Regions from separate parts of the Homo sapiens genome. Here regions 1 and 3 are each linked to region 2. A link is a loop called in an ENCODE intact Hi-C map of the cell type or tissue named here. Cell type or tissue: endothelial cell of umbilical vein. All regions are shown on one strand. Region 1 has its middle 26 kb from the start of SFXN4. Region 2 has its middle 8.2 kb from the start of GRK5. Region 3 has its middle 52 kb from the start of RGS10.

Region 1 (2,500 bases), 60 kb after region 2:
TCCTCTCTGGCAAAGGACCCTGCCTCCTCCGCCAGGAAACAGGTCAGCAGTGGAGCCCCCCACACCCGCACCCACACCCATCCTTCCTCCGTGTAATGCCAGCGTCCTCCAGGCTCTGGGCCTCTCTCTGCTTCCTCAGGGCTGTGCTCTGTAGCCTCTGTCTGCCAGGTCCTTCCCAGAAGTATGTAAACTACTTGTCGGCCAGGCGCGGTGGCTCACGCCTGTAATCCCAGCACTTTGGGAGGCTGAGGCCAGTGGATCGCCTGAGGTCAGTGGATCGCCTGAGGTCAGTGGATCACCTGAGGTCAGGAGTTCGAGACCAGCCTGGCCAACATGGTAAAACCCCGTGTCTACTAAAAATATAAAAATCAGCCAGGCGTGGTGTTGCGCACCTGTAGTCCAAGCCACTCAGGAGGCTGAGGCAGGAGAATCACTTGAACCCTGGTGGCGGAGGTTGCAGTGAGCTGACGTCATGCCATTGCACTCCAGCCTAGGCAATAGAACGACTGTGTCTCAAAAAGAAATAAACTGCTTGTCACCTGCCTCATTAGAGACAGGATCTTGCTGTCACCCAGGTTGGAGTGCACTGGCACAATCAGCTCACTGCAGCCTTGAACTCCTGGGCTCAATGAGGACCCACCTGCCTCAGCCTCCTGAGTGGCTGGGACTACAGGCGCCTGTCACCACGCCTGGCTGTAGCCAGACACTTTAAAAGAGTTGTCCGCCCTCACTGTCTCCACCCCACCTCCCGTTCTGCTAAGATTTCTCTCATCCGTGACCCACCTGAATGTGGCACTGCCACACTGCTGGGCACTCAGGCTGGTCACTGAGCTGCTTACTTGGCTGTACTTTGCCATTTGGATGTCCCAGACACCTCAAACTCAACCCATCCGAACCTGAGATCAGCTCTCCCTCCCAGTCTCAGGAATTGACACCACCACCTCCCCAGGTGCACCAGACAGGATCACTGGAGGCGCCCTCTCCCCACCTTACCAGCCTATGCAGTAGACAGGGCCCAGTACATGGAGTCTGGAACCCACATATGCCCACTGCTACCACCCAGCGCAGTCCAACAGCATCCCCTGCTGGCACTGCCTGGCCCATCTCCTGCCTACTCCCTCCGGTCCACGTTCCAGCCTGCTCTTCTAAACCACACCTGCTGAACAACTGTTTTTTTTTCTTTTGAGACGGAGTCTCACTCTGTCACCCAGGCTGGAGTGTAGAGTGCAGTGGCGCGATCTTGGCTCACTGCAACCTCCACCTCCTGGGTTCAAGTGATTCTTGTGCCTCAGCCTCCTGAGTAGCTGGGACTACAGGCATGTACCAGCCACCACGTCCAGCTAATTTTTGTTTTGCTTTTTTTAAGTAGAGATGGGGTTTCACCATGTTGGCCAGGCTGTCATCTCCTGTCCCCGCGATCCACCCACCTTGGCCTCTTTAAGTGCTGGGATTACAGGCCTGAGCACCGCACCGGGCCTGAAAAGCCTTAAATGGCTTCCCAGTGCGTCAAGATCAAGCCCACCTTCCTCACCACAGCAAGCCTTTCCCATACTCGTATCCTGCCACTCCCTCCCCTCCCTGTAGACCCTCCAGGTCCTCACATGGGCTGTGGTCTCTTCTCAGGGCCTTCACACAGCTGTTTCCTCTGGTCTGAGTAGATGTCTACTTAATGCTTCAGGCCTGACTTTGACATTGATCACTCCCTCTGGGAGGCCTTCCAGGATTGACAGCACTGAACTGGGTCCCCATCTATGTGCTCCAATACCACTCTGTTTCACACATCACGCCTAGCACTAGCCACACTACAGCAGCCTGTTTGCTGACCCTATTCCCCAAGCGGACTGTGCGCAGCACCGCGAGAGCGGGAGCTGCTGCCCATCAGGGTAGTTCAAAATACAACACAGGCATGGCACAGAGTAGGTACCTCAACATTTGAGTACTGGACTAATGCTTCCAACACACCCTACCCCACATTACCAAAGAATTTATCTGTGGTTTTGTTTCCCCAAGGCCAGTATGATGGTTCATTTCCAAATTTGGTGAGGAAAGTTTCATAACAGCCTAAAAGGACAAAATCAGTAAATGGCTCAGTTTGACCATAGGCTGACACTAACCAAAATTAAAGTTAGAGAACAAGATGGGCAACAGCTGCAGGTGGAGGTTTAACCGCTAACAGATGACAGAAATGTGAAGGCATCTTCCAAGGACAGGAGACTGAAGTTACAGAGGCAGCTCCAGGAAGGCGAGTGGAGGAGGGCTAGGGCGGGAGGAAAGGGTGTGTGGGGGACGGCTTGAACTTTTTTTTTTTTTTTTTTTTGAAACCAAGTCTCGCTCTTTTGTCCAGGCTGGAGTGCAATGGTGCAGTCTCGGCTCACTGCAACCTCCGCCTCCCTGGTTCGAGCAATTCTCCTGCCTCAGCCTCCCAAATAGCAAGTAGCTGGGATTACGGGCATGTGCCACCACACCCAGCTAATTTTTGTACTTTTAGTAGAGATGGGGT
Region 2 (2,500 bases):
TTACAGGCATGAGCCACTGTGCCCGGCCCCTTTTCCAGTAATTTACTTAAAAGCCAATGATTTCCTGTTAATATAGGTAAGGAAAGAATCCAGACCATCACTTGTGGTCTCTTTATGACCAGCATCTATCAGGTGATGACATGCCTAAAGCTAGTCAATTGTTTTGCATGGTAGCCTATATTGGACATATAGATACGATCTTATCAATGGTAGAACTCCTTCTTAAGAGGAGGAGGAGGCAGGCTGAATTAAATGCAACATTAGGAGCCCTTATAACCAGATGACTCATAGGTGAAGTGGGCTCACAGGGTTTCAACCCTCCTGCTGCGATAGCATAAACTTTCTTTTATTTATGTATTTTTTTTTTTTTTGAGATGGAGTCTCACTCTTGTCACCCAGGCTGGAGTACAGTGGCACGATCTCGGCTCACTGCAACCTTCGCCTCCCAGGTTCAAGCGATTCTCCTGCCTCAGCCTCCTGAGTAGCTGGGATTACAGGCGCCCTCCACCACACCTGGCTAATTTTTTGTATTTTTAGTAGAGATGGGGTTACATCATGTTAGCCAGGCTGGTCTCGAACTCCTGAACTTAGGTGATCCACCCACCTCGGCCTCCCAAAGTGCGGGGATTACAAACGTGAGCCACTGCGCCCAGCCACATAAACTTTCTCTTGCTCCAAAAACTCTGAGTCCAATTATTTTTGAAGCCTCGGAATAAAGCGTTTACTGACCTAAGATAGGCCATTATATGCATGTGTATATTTCATGGCCCCGATAAAAGGAGGATATATTTTCTCCTTCATTGAAATCTCAGCTAGCCAGTTATATGCTAAATGTAATGCATTGCACAGAATGATCTTTTTTTACAATTACATAAAATAGAATATAATATCTAATTTGCCCAGTTGGTTTGGAGCAGCTCAAGTCCTCCTGTAGTGGCATCTTAGAGCAAAGCTGTGAGTTGATGTGCTATAGAAATGAGCTTGTGCAGGAGCAGTTAGATACAGTTGGAGCACTCACTCCAAGCAGCTGTCCTAGTCTCCTCCATGGAGAGAGGATGCCACCTAGCATGAACTCTGGAGAGCTGCAGCCAAATGGCGAAAGCAAGCTGCAAGCTCCGCAACCTTCGTATGCTCCAGGATACCAATCAGACCCCTCCAGTCCAGGCTGAATGGGACCTCTGTTTGGGGGAGGTGGGAGGCAGGTCAGCCTGGGGAGACACTGGTTAATGTGTGTCCCAGTCCTTTAGGGCTGCTACAACAAAGCATCTTAGACTGGGTAACTTACAAACAATAGAAATGGATTGCTCGTAGTTCTGGAGGCTGGAAAATGCAAGATCAGGGCACCAGCAGATATGGTGTCTGGTGAGAGCTCCCTGCTTCATGGATGGTGCCTTGTTGCTACGTCCTAACGTCACAGAAGAAGCAAAAGAGCTCCCTCAGGCCTCTTTTATCGAGGCGCTAATCCTATTCAGGAGGACTCCATTCTCATGACCCAGTCACTCTCAAGGCTCCATCTCTTAATACCCTAGAAGGGCCAGGATGGGGAAAAAGAGGCAAGATCAAGGGTGCTCTACATGGTGTCCTCCCAAGTTAGCAGATCCTGCATCACAGGAGGGAGGAAGGAGTATTTCAAAGGAGAAAAACAGTCCCTAAGGAGGTCCGTATGGGGCTAAAAAGGTGATAGAATTTTTACCTCACATCCTGCTTTATGTTTGCCTTATCGGCATTGTAATTTTAATTTCTGTCTGTTATTTCTAAGGCTTCAGTTTAAAAGGACTGCCTGTCCTAGCTGGGATTGGAGAATTGAGAGAAAGGCATGTGATCCTCCCGGGACCCAGAGGTAAGTACAAGGAGAGCAGCAGCAGCCCAGAGAAGCCCCTGGAGCTAGGGCTGGAGGGGACCGGAGAAGCAGGTGTCTGCAGTGAGCTGGATACCTAAGGTGAAGAGCCTGCCCAGGATCCATATGAACAAAACGGAAAGTTTTCTTTGGGGTTCCCGAGAGGTCCCGAGAATGAATCTTGCTAGTCCGGGCAAGTAGGGGGCGCTGGTTGTTGGACTTTTGGATACCAACATTAGTAACTTTTTTGGTAGCTGCAATGAACTGAATATGTTCCCCCAAAATTCAGATTGAAATTCTAATCCCTAATGTGATGGTATTAGGAGGTGGGACCTTTGAGAGGGAATTAAGTCATGAATGTAGAGCCTTCATGAATGGGACTAGTGCTCTTATAAAAGGGACTTCAGAGAGCTCTTCCACCCTCTCCCCACCATGTGAAGATACAACAAGAAGTCAGCAGCGGGCAACCCAGAAGAGGGCCCTCATCAGAACCTCATCATGCTGGCTCCCTGATCTCAAACCTCCAGCCTCTAGAACTGCGTGAAAGAAATTTCTGTTGTTTGTAAGCCACCCAGTCTATGGAACTTGTTACAGTAGCCGGAACTAGGACAGTATCCCAGCATGTCGAAACAGAACCTGACAAAATAAGGTCGCATTGTTCAA
Region 3 (2,500 bases), 290 kb before region 2:
ATTATTATTTTACTATTGGTTAGCATGAGAATTGTGGTTATGTTCATGTCATGAAGTTCAACTGCCTAAATTCTATCCCAGCTCCGTCGCTTATTAGCCCTGTGAGCTTGCGTAAGCCATCATGGATCTTTTCAAGCCCAAGTTTTCTCAATTATTAGATGGGATAATATTGGTCCCTATGCCTTAGTCTGTTTCATCTGCTATAACAAAATACCTGGGTAACTCAAAAACAACAGATATTTATTGCTCACAGTTCTGGAGGCTGGGAAGCCCAAGATTAAAGACACTGACAGATGAGGTGTTTGGTGAGAGCCTGTTTCTCATCCATGGTGCCTTTTATGTCCTCACATGCTGGGCACATGCTCAGCTGGAAAGGGCAAGCAAGTTCCCTAGGGTCTCTGAGCACTGATTCCCATTCATTCAGGTGCCGACCCAGAGCCTTCATGACCTAATCACCCGCGAAAGGCCCTGCCTCTTTTTTTTTTTGAGATGGAGTCTCGCTCTGTCACCCAAGCTGGAGTGCAGTGGCATGATATGGGCTCACTGCAACCTCTGCCTCCTGGGTTCAAGCGATTCTCCTGCCTCAGCCTCCTGAGTAGCTGGGATTACAGGCATGCGCCACCACGCCTGGCTAATTTTTGTATTTTTGGTAGAGAGGAGGTTTTGCCATGTTGGCCAGGGTGGTCTCGAACTCCTGACCTCAAGTGATCCGCCCGCCTTGGCCTCCCAAAGTGCTGGGATTACAGGTGTGAGCCACTGTGCCCCAGCCGGCCCTGCCTCTTGATATCATCACACTGGGGACTCGGTTTCAACATGTGAATTTGGGGCGGGGGTCGGGGGCGGCACAAACATTCAGACGCTAGCACTATATAAAATCCAATGAGATAATACATGCAATGTGCGCAGCACAGTGCCTTGCGCACAGCGGCTTAATAAACCTTGGTGATTATTATGAGGCCACCAAACCAGGGATAGGTCGTGTGGTCTGCCTAAGGTGCGCAGGGAAGGGTAGCAGATCCCGGCCGGGTCTGACTCCTGGATCCTTGCCTGGGACTCTTTCACTGTCCCCCCAGTCCCCCGCACACACATGCACACGATGTTACCCCGCGTTCGAGTCGTGATCGACGGGCAGCCAGCTGGACCTGAATGTCATTCAAATGATTGCAGGCTCGAAACCAGGGGTGGGGGGGCTCTCAGGAGAGGATTTGGGCCCAGAAGGGGACATGCAGGGGGAAGCCAGAGAAGTGAGAGGGAGATCTGAGTGGTGGGTGCCCCAGCAGCGTAATATGGCTCCATTTCCAACCTGGAACCAGGTTGTTGCCTCTCCAGACATTTTGTGTCCGAAGGAAGGGGAAGGGAATTCAGTAGACATTCTTTGGAGGAGCCTCTTGGACTTCGGTGACTTTTTCTTGACAAGAACCATGGTCTCCTAGGGCAGAGCTGCCCACATGCTTTTCTGGGAGGTCCCGGGCTCCCCAGGCTCCTTGGAGTAGAAGGAAGTCTGGGGACCCCCGAGAGCCTGCCTGAAATTCCTGGCTTGAGCTCACGGGGGAGCTGGTGAGCTGTGGAGGGAGGCAGCTCCCGGGGTTCTTGCGGGTCCCTGCAGCACGGGAGGACCCTCCAAGGCCCTGGGCACCCATCCTGGTCAGACCGTCCCCTCCCACCAACTTTTCTCCTTGTCTCTCCCAGAAGGGTGCCCTGGGGAGACCCTCTCCCCAGAGGCTGGGACTGGGCAGGAAGGTGGGGCAGCTGCTCCCATCCTTTCTGCCCCGCACAGTTCAGGCAGTTCATCTTCGGGCAGGAAGATGAGGTTTCGAGGTACTTCCTGGGCTTGCGCTGACGTTTTTGACTACCGTCCCCGCCCCCACCCCGCCCCACTCTCTAGTTTGGCCTCTGCTGGCTCCAAAACCCTCTCAAATATCCCACGAGGGTCATTAGTGGGAGACCTTTGTTCAGTTCATTCATTTTTTAAATCAATGCTATATATTTTTTTAATGCTCGGAAACAGTGTTTTGATGTGAGTTTATTACTTGAAGAACTGCAGGACTTTGTACAACAAACTGCCTGATACTAAAGTTATATTAACAAAGAGATCAAGAAATGACTGGCTGTGTGCACAGAGGCTTAAAGGTTTAGTGTGGCTGAGATACTAAACGTCTCTCTTTCCCACCACTTTATTTTATTTTTATTTTTGAGACAGAGTCTTGCTCTGTCACCCAGGCTGGAGTGCAGTGGCATGATCTTGGCTCACTGCGACCTCCATCTCCTGGGTTCTCATGCCTCAGCCTCCCAAGTAGCTGGGATTATAGGCGCATGCCACCATGCCTGGCTAATTTTTGTATTTTTAGTACAGATGGGGTTTCATCTTGTTGGCTAGGCTGGTCTCAAACTCCTGACCTCAGGTGATCCACCCGACTCAGCCTCCCAAAGTGATGGGATTACAGGTGTGAAGCACTGCACCCAGCCTCCCATCACTTTATTTTAAAAGTGTATTTCCAAA

The links. Peaks named below come from ENCODE experiments on the same cell type or tissue, not always from the same donor. Only the 100,000 strongest peaks of a DNase experiment are listed, where the experiment ranks them.
Region 1: a loop joins it to region 2, with 12 times the contacts of the local background. A loop is called at or near these places in 10 of 110 quality-filtered maps.
Region 3: it touches region 2 in a loop (8-fold over the local background); 37 of 110 quality-filtered maps call a loop at or near these places.

Annotation. Positions count from the first base shown.
Region 1 is chr10:119,138,229-119,140,728 of GRCh38, reverse strand. No RefSeq gene overlaps it. Among named protein-coding and RNA genes, the nearest start is that of SFXN4, 26 kb to the left of the region's middle. In endothelial cell of umbilical vein, a CTCF peak has its summit at 1,099 (motif pointing left); no DNase peak of the experiment used is centred here.
Region 2 is chr10:119,198,158-119,200,657 of GRCh38, reverse strand. No RefSeq gene overlaps it. Among named protein-coding and RNA genes, the nearest start is that of GRK5, 8.2 kb to the left of the region's middle. In endothelial cell of umbilical vein, CTCF peaks have their summits at 1,064 and 2,008 (motif pointing right); a DNase peak (open chromatin) is centred at 1,057; H3K27ac peaks cover 548 bases.
Region 3 is chr10:119,488,974-119,491,473 of GRCh38, reverse strand. No RefSeq gene overlaps it. Among named protein-coding and RNA genes, the nearest start is that of RGS10, 52 kb to the left of the region's middle. In endothelial cell of umbilical vein, a CTCF peak has its summit at 1,542; a DNase peak (open chromatin) is centred at 1,573.